Regions from separate parts of the Homo sapiens genome. Here region 2 is linked to region 1. Evidence: read pairs that join two places in POLR2A ChIA-PET (ENCODE). Cell type or tissue: PC-9. All regions are shown on one strand. Each heading gives the region's core, and the rest is flanking DNA. Links, peaks and the distances in the headings are about the cores only.

Region 1 (4,404 bases), core at 214-4,213:
GAATGTTCTTCCATCTGTTTGTATCCTCTTTTATTTCATTGAGCAGTGGTTTGTAGTTCTCCTTGAAGAGGTCCTTCACATCCCTTGTAAGTTGGATTCCTAGGTATTTTATTCTCTTTGAAGCAATTGTGAATGGGAGTTCACTCATGATTTGGCTCTCTGTTTGTCTGTTATTGGTGTATAAGAATGCTTGTGATTTTTGTACATTGATTTTGTATCCTGAGACTTTGCTGAAGTTGCTTATCAGCTTAAGGAGATTTTGGGCTGAGACGATGGGGTTTTCTAGATATACAATCATGTCATCTGCAAACAGGGACAATTTGATTTCCTCTTTTCCTAATTGAATACCCTTTATTTCTTTAACCTGCCTGATTGCCCTGGCCAGAACTTCCAACACTATGTTGAATAGGAGTGGTGAGAGAGGGCATCCTGTCTTGTGCCAGTTTTCAAAGGGAATGCTTCCAGTTTTTGCCCATTCAGTATGATATTGGCTGTGGGTTTGTCGTAAACAGCTCTTATTATTTTTGAGATATGTCCCATCAATACCTAATTTATTGAGAGTTTTTAGCATGAAGGGCTGTTGAATTTTGTCAAAGGCCTTTTCTGCATCTATTAAGATAATCATGTGGTTTTTGTCATTGATTCTGTTTATATGCTGGATTACAATTATTGATTTGCATATGTTGAACCAGCCTTGCATCCCAGGGATGAAGCCCACTTATCATGGTGGATAAGCTTTTTGATGTGCTGCTGGATTCGGTTTGCCAGTATTTTATTGAGGATTTTTGCATTGATGTTCATCAGGGATATTGGTCTAAAATTCTCTTTTTTTGTTGTGTCTCTGCCAGGCTTTGGTATCAGGATGATGCTGGCCTCATAAAATGAGTTAGGGAGGATTCCCTCTTTTTCTATTGATTGGAATAGTTTCAGAAGGAATGGTACCAGCTCCTCCTTGTACCTCTGGTAGAATCTGGCTGTGAATCCGTCTGGTCCTGGACTATTTTTGGTTGGTAAGCTATTTATTATTGCCTCAATTTCAGAGCCTGTTATTGGCCTATTCAGAGATTCAACTTCTTCTTGGTTTAGTCTTGGGAGAGTGTATGTGTCGAGGAATTTATCCATTTCTTCCAGATTTTCTAGTTTATTTGCGTAGATGTGTTTATAGTATTCTCTGATGGTAGTTTGTATTTCTGTGGGATCAGTGGTGATATCCCCTTTATCATTTTTTATTGTGTCTATTTGATTCTTCTCTCTTTTCTTCTTTATTAGCCTTGCTAGTGGTCTATCAATTTTGTTGTTCTTTTCAAAAAACCAGTTCCTGGATTCATTGATTTTTTGAAGGGTTTTTTTGTGTCTCTGTTTCCTTCAGTTCAGGCAGTTAATTTTTAAAGGACTCCAGCTCTTTCTCTTTCTCAAGGGGAATTGGGTTTCTTACATATAACTGAGTTTCTGCTTACACATTCTTTAATTTTTTTTAATTCCTGTTCCACAGTGGTGCGATCTCAGCTCCCTATAGCAGTTTTATTCATAAGTGCTAAAATTTGTATGCAACCAAGATGTCTATCAACAGGTGAATGCATAAACAAACTGTGGTACATCTATACAATAAAATATTACTAAACAGAAAAAAAAATCAGCTATCAAGCCACAAAAAGACAGAGAGGAACATTAAATGAATATTGCTAAGTGAAAGACACCAGTAAAATAACTACATACCACATAATTCCAACTATATGACATTCTTAAAAGCAAAACTATAGAGACAGTAAAAAGTGGTTGCCGGAGTCTCAGGGGGAAGGGAGGAATGAGCAGGTAAGCCACAGGGGATTTTTAGAATACTGAAACTATTCTGTATGATACTGGAATTGTGAATACATAAATACAGGACACCATGTATTTGTCAAAACCCACAGTAGCCATGTACATGGGTGAACACCTGGAATTCCAGCTACTTAGGAGACTGAGTCAGGAGGATCCCTTGAGCCCAGGAGCTTGAGACCAGCCTAGCGAGACAAACATAGCAAGACACTGACTCACAAAAAAAAAAAAAAAAAAAAAAAAAAAAAAACAGACCTGCAAGACAAAGAGTGAACCTTAATGTAAACCATGAACTTTAGTTAATAATAACGTATCAATATTAGTTCAACTGAAACAAATGTACCACACTAATGCAAGATGTTAATAATAGATGAAAATTGTGCAAAGGAGAGGGATAAATGGAAACTACTTTCTGATCAATTTTTCTGTAAATCTAAAGTCTATTAATTTAAAAATATTCTCAAATAGAAAACTGCAGACACAGGCTTCATTGAAGAATTCTTCCAAACATTTAAAAAATAACAAATCTCATAACACTCTTATGGCAAATAAAATTTTAAAAGGGAGGCAGCACTTCCCTACTCATTTTATGAGGCCAGCATAACCTTGATATAAAACGTGACAAAGATGGTTACAAGGAAGGAAAATTACATACCAATCATTCTCACGACATTATAGCAATATTTATACCCTAATTCTTGGAGTTCTGTTAGCTCCACTGTAGAAAGCCACTATAAAAGAATGTCACCCCCAGCCAAATAAGAAAAACAGTACAATATTCAAAAATCATACATTCTGAACCCATCAGTAAACTGAAGCTATAAGACAACCAAGTGAATTAAATTCCAAGTAGTAACAAGCTCCTTCAAGGACAAATGAGATTCTAAACTACTTCACCTTTGGCAGAGCACAGGAGGAAAAGGAAGCTACCATACAAGACAGTAAGAAATGAACTAAAATGTTAACTATCATAGACAAGATGTAGGCTAGTGTGTCGGTTTGGAATAATTTTGGAACCCAAAATGCAAGGGGAATTCACACACATTTGCATAGTCTTTTCCATAGGTCTATGCCAGGTGCCCATACAAAAGACTGAGAGCAGAAATCTACAAAGAGCACTCTGGTGGCACAGGTGTGCAAAACGAGATAGGCTGCCACTGCAGGACAAGCATAAAACTGCTACCTTGGCCAAACTCTCCTCTCATCTGAAGCAAAGGACTAAAAACACTGGGGAAGGTTCAGAAACCCTCCCATTCTGAAGACAAGGCAGTAATTCACTGCTTTTGGGGGTGGGATAGATACAAAAACCCTCAACCTCATAGGAAAATAAGAAAACTCTCTTGGGCCCAGGATCCTACAACAATACAAAGCAGAGGTAAATTAGCACTAGGGCAGGGCAGGTATGGGTCTTTCACTCAATACCACAGACACAAGGCAGAACTGGGCTGCCAAAGGGATAAGGGGATGGAACATGCCAAAGCTGGGAAAGCTCCACATCCAAGGATAAAGCACATGGACTGAGTCAGAAAAACAGATGACTCCTGCACCTACTGTGAGCCCAGGACTGAATAACAAACAACAGACTTCTGCTGGGGACAAGAGCACAAAGAGAGATCTCCCCCTGAGGAACAGGCAAGGAGACAGAAGAAAGTCAAGGATGTAGTAGAAACAATGAGAAAAACTCTGTAGTACCCTAAGATCTATGCCAAGCACAAAGTAACAGCAGTCTACTACTGGGTTTTGTTGTTGTTGTTGTTGTTGTTTGTGTTTTTGAGATGGAGTCTCGCTCTGTCCCCTAGGTTGAAGGGCAGTGGCACGATCTTGGCTCGCTGCAACCTCCACCTCCCGGGTTCAAGCAATTCTCCTGCCTCAGCTTCCCGAGTAGTTGGGATTACAGGAATGCACCACCACACCTGGCTAATTTTTGTATTTTTAGTAGAGACAGGGTTTCACCATGTTGGCGAGGCTGGTCTCAAACTCCTGGCCTTAAGTGATTTGCCCACCTCAGCCTCCTAACTACCTCTAGTTTCAAAGGAATCTGAAGCCTGTGATATACTGAAGGTAATGACAACAATAACAAAACCCAAACCCAGCTTGATCCTTGTCTATATTGACTGAAGCCCCTACACTCAGTAAGGATATAGAATACTGAAACAAAATTGCCTACTAGACCTAATTGACAATTATGGAACAGAAACAGCAGAATAAGCATGCTTTTCAAGTACATATGAAACAAACAAGATAAAACATATTCTGGATCATAAAAGTAAGTAAACAGCTAAAATCATACATATTTTATTCTTGACCATAAGAGAATTAAACTAGAAATCAATCAGAGAAAGATAGTGGTAAACAACACATTTATAAATAACCCATGGGTTATTAGAACCCATAAAATCACAAGAGAATTTTTTTAAATTTTAATTGGGTGAAAATGGCAATAGACTATATCCTAATTTATAGACACAGATAAACCAGTACATAGAAAGAAATTTAGAGCATTTAATTAGAAGAGAATAAAGGTCTCAAATCAAAAATTTAAATTTCACCTAAATAGCTTTAAAAATGCAAATTAAATCCAAAGCA
Region 2 (4,404 bases), core at 159-4,158, 160 kb before region 1:
AGTGGGTGAAATGACACCCTGAAGAACCAAATACAATTTGCCTATTAGGCTACATCAATGCCAATGTATCACTGTTTACTCCAATCTTTGTAATCACTGGCAGAGCAGATGTGAAGGGGGTGTCAGGGGTTGGAAGGAGATGGCACAGGAGGATGCAAGAGGAAGAAAGCCAAATGAAGGAGCCTAAGGAGGCGTGGTTAAAGATGGAGCGGACAGGTCCGGTGTGGTCACTCACGCCTGTAATCCCAGCACTTTGGAAGGCTGAGGCGGGTGGATCACTTGAGGTCAGGAGTTTGAGACCTGGTTGGCCAACGTAGTGAAAACCTGTCTCTACTAAAAATACAAAAACTTAGCCAGGTGTTATGGCGCATGCCTGTAGTCCCAGCTATTTGGGAGGCTGAGGCAGGAGAATCACTTGAACCCAGGAGGTGGAGGTTGCAGTGAGCTGAGATCGCATCACTGCACTCCAGCCTGGGTGACAGAGCCAGACTGCGTCAAAAAAAAAAAAAATAGCATGGGTAAGGCAGCCCGATGACCCTCAGTGCAGTGTTTTAACAAGCAGCCAAGAGCACAGCTTGGCAGAGAGGGGTCTGCGGAAGCAGCAAAGTGGGTGGTTGTCAACCAGGTCTGGCTTTGGGATTCAGATTCAGATCTACTGCCTAGAGCCACCTGTTTCAAATGAAAGGATCTGCTATGGCATGGTCCATTCATCTTTACAGACATAGTCTTAAACTATCAGGTTAAATGATAGAAATGCTAATGAAGTTGTGCATTCTTCATATATCATCTTCTACCACTTGACCTTAAAATGTCACATACAAACTAAGTACCAACAATATCCTTCATTTGCTTGGTGCTTTGCAGTTTAAAAAATTACTTTCAAATATAGTATTTTCTCATTTGGTCCTACAGGTCCTTACCTACCTGCAAGGTAAATGGAGAAGATACAATAAGTTCCTACCATTTGTTGCCAGTCCCTCAACCCCAGTTACAGATAAGAAAGCTTACATTATCTAGGGATTTACAGGAGGACCAAAATTCCCCCATCTGAGGACCAGAATTCTCCAATCTAGTGTACTAGACTATTACGTTGCCTCTTTTAAAAAAGCTAATGCATATTCTCCTAAAGAAAAAAGCCAAAGATGGGCATATCTGTATGCATGTGAACGAGATCATTTAAAACTCACTCTCTTCCTAATATTTAGCCATTTTCTCAGAGTAGATAATAGTCATGGGTGTGTGCTTGTCCTGTCAATTAATGTGCATTTGCAAACAAAGAATGACAAAGCATAGGATTATAACTGCATCACCTTCAAAAGCAATAAAATGGGGTTTATTAAGAATCAATCATGGAATAAATTATTATTCAGCTCTTAGTAAATCAACAAGCATTTTTCCTAATACATACTGCCAAAATAAAAGACTCATAAAATACATTTGGGTAAAACTGAATAAAATTCTAGGCAATCAATAAGCGTATCAATCTACTGATTTACAGTTTTAGTGAAGTGATCAGCATCTTAAATTTGAAACTAAAATCAAAGGACAATAGTTTTTGGACTTTTTACCCCACATACTATTATTCCATATTACAGAAATGGTAGGTCTTTAGGAAGTAATACAAAATAAGACCCTTCACTTATAATAAAGCCCAAAATAAGGCTGATGCCTTGCATAATGTCTGCAGTTTAGAATGAATGCCTACTACCTACTTTTAATCTCTCTCAGCTGCTCTGCCCTAGAAGTAAATCTTGTTAAACCAAGCTTCAGCAAAAGTGAATGGGGTTTTGACTCCTCATTCTCTTGGGTGTCTTCCTTGTATAGTTACAAAGTAACAGAAGCTGGCAACAAGCATCGGCAATGTCAAGTCTTCTAAGCAAGAGAAGGAAGGTTGAGAAGTGAAAAGGGATCACCTATAATTTTCTGACTTTCAGAGAGTCAAGCATAAAATATTGTCAAATGGAGACAATTGTATTCGACCTTCCCCAGTAGAGATGTTTAAAGAGAGAAATAAAATGGAGAGAAATGTAGAAAATCCCTGGGGTGTAAAAAGTTGCTTAAAACACCATTTAAGCAACTTTTGAATTCCTACTTAAAAACATTATCTTTTTCAAGTGTTCTCACACCCTACCCCACCCCTGGCTCTTAGTGAGGAGCAATTTATGAGACAAAACAATACATTATCTAGAGATAAATTTATAAACTGACATAAAAGAATTATCCAAGAAGCTACATTACCTCTTGAAGTTTATTACAGTATCTTTAGTTCTTATTGCATATATTATTACATGCCATTGACAAGTCAGGATTATATATATATTATAATATTATATATATAATGCTCAATTTAGCAGAAGTTGTGTTTATTGCTTCTCTCTTGAAAATCAGCAGCATGCGATGCAATATTTGGTGCAGAGTTATTGTTTCAAAAAGTGAGAAACTACTTAGGTTTAACTGAAGAGGGAACATGATCTTTATTGGCTTATATGCAAAGTTTCATTTTGGTTTTATGCAGAGTTTGCATAGTTCATGATTTGTTTCTAATGAAAAACTAGATGTGTTGCCAGTGACTGTGAAGAAGATCAGGTGACAGTAGCAAACAGAAAAATCTGAAGAAGAGGCATAACTTTTAAAGTAGAAAGGTCAGCAAGAACTGCCTGAAACAAAAAATAAAAAGAATTATTAATAGCAAAGCGAAGTCTATGAAATAAGGTAAACATAATTACAATGTAATTTTGACACTAAGCTCCTTCTTTGGATTTGTCCTAAATCTTAATACTAAAGCTACAACTTTCCTTCTCTTTTCAGAATATCTTAATGTTAGTACATGTGCAAAATGCTGAAATGTGCTGTAGAAAATAACCTGGATGTTAGCCTCAGTCTTCTTCAAATATACAAGGTAGCATGAGTTTATAACAGGTTTAACATTTCAACTTGCTTCTATAAATAAGCATACATTATGAATCCTAGTCCTGTTATTCTAGTGTAAGTAGTAACTGACTGCAGGAAATCATTTTGAGATGGAACTAATGTTTATTCAGTTACAAGATGCATAAACATCCTCTTCCCTTTAAACAAAAATGCAGGCAGCTATTTTAAGGAAAAATTTATATTTCTGTGAAAGATAACAAATAGAATAATACAGTAAACACTATTTAATTGAACCATATTTCAGGTATAAATTATACCACTGAAAAGAAATCAGCTTTAAATAATTAACTCACAATTTAAAATAACCAAAAAAGCCCATGTATCTTCACTATATCATCCAAATACATGCTCTTTAATTCTCTCAAGTGGTTTTTCTTCTGTGAAAATAATGCATGGACATGAACGATAAAAAAATGCAACATAAACCCCAATTGTTTCCATTAAAATTACCAGGTATCTGGTTTCCCATATGGTTATAATGGTTTCCTATAATAATCTTGTTTATTACTCCTTCATAAGAAGACTTTTCTCAAGTAATTAAAGAAATTTGAATCCTTAAGTATTATTAGCTCAGAACTTAACAGGTTTTACCCGAGTTAAAAAACCTGGCTACAAGTAACGCGTGTCCTATGCAACAGACACTAAAATGACAGCCTGGCAATCTCTCAGAAACTATTTCCATCCCATCTGAGTGAAACTTATCCTTACTTCAGCTGCAGCCAGTGATGTCACCTCCATCAGGTTCACTGCTCGGAAAGCAAACACGGCAGCTGCCAGCACTGGAAAAGAATGCACACTACTTCAACTGCTGGCCTACTCATCAGCCCGGCACGGTTACTGCTATGCTATGCCCAAAATCCACTGCACGGAAACTCAGAACTAGTGCTTTACACAACGGACCACACCCCCGCATTCTGAATTAAGGTCTTGTGATGAATGGAAATTGTCTGCTCTAGAGGACAGTGCCTGATGGCCAGACAAACTGAATACCACAGTTTTGAGAAAAAGGAAAATTCAGTGTTCTTAAAAAAAAGCCATTTTATAAGTTATTTCTTTCAGACCTACAACTTAAACCACTTTAAAATGGCATGAAGATCTAATGAGTTTTTTTTGTTTTTGTTTTTGTTTTTTGGTAGAGATGGTGTCTTACTATGTTGCCTAGGCTGGTCTTGAATTCCTGTGCTCAAGTGATTGTCCTGCCTCACCCTCCCAAAGTGCTGGGATTACATGGGTGAGCCACTACGCCTGGCCTAATGACTGTCTTACTGATTAAGGTTTATTTTGGTGCAGGTATTTCTTACTAATATAGTAGACAGACTTCTGAAACGTTATACAGAGGCTGAATTTTTAAACAGATTATGTTTCATATGTAACAAGGAGGTGTCCTGATAGAAACATGGCTTTAAAGCCTTTTCTTAAAAAATATTTTTATAATTTTTTGTTATATTTTTATACACAGCACTGACTTTCTTA

Evidence for each region. Peaks named below come from ENCODE experiments on the same cell type or tissue, not always from the same donor. Only the 100,000 strongest peaks of a DNase experiment are listed, where the experiment ranks them.
Region 2: POLR2A ChIA-PET joins it to region 1 with 6 read pairs; 2 of 35 experiments call an interaction of 5 or more read pairs at or near these places.

The regions. Positions count from the first base shown.
Region 1 is chr4:26,588,461-26,592,864 of GRCh38, reverse strand. All of the region lies in intron 1 of TBC1D19 (TBC1 domain family member 19), which reads right to left. Among named protein-coding and RNA genes, the nearest start is that of TBC1D19, 6.6 kb to the right of the region's middle. In PC-9, for the core only: no CTCF peak of the experiment used is centred there; a DNase peak (open chromatin) is centred at 2,034.
Region 2 is chr4:26,753,126-26,757,529 of GRCh38, reverse strand. TBC1D19 (TBC1 domain family member 19) reads right to left here. Exons shown (of 21, transcript NM_018317.4): 20 at 3,640-3,710; 21 at 1,307-2,657. The coding sequence ends at 2,583. Among named protein-coding and RNA genes, the nearest start is that of STIM2-AS1, 110 kb to the left of the region's middle. In PC-9, for the core only: no CTCF peak of the experiment used is centred there; no DNase peak of the experiment used is centred there.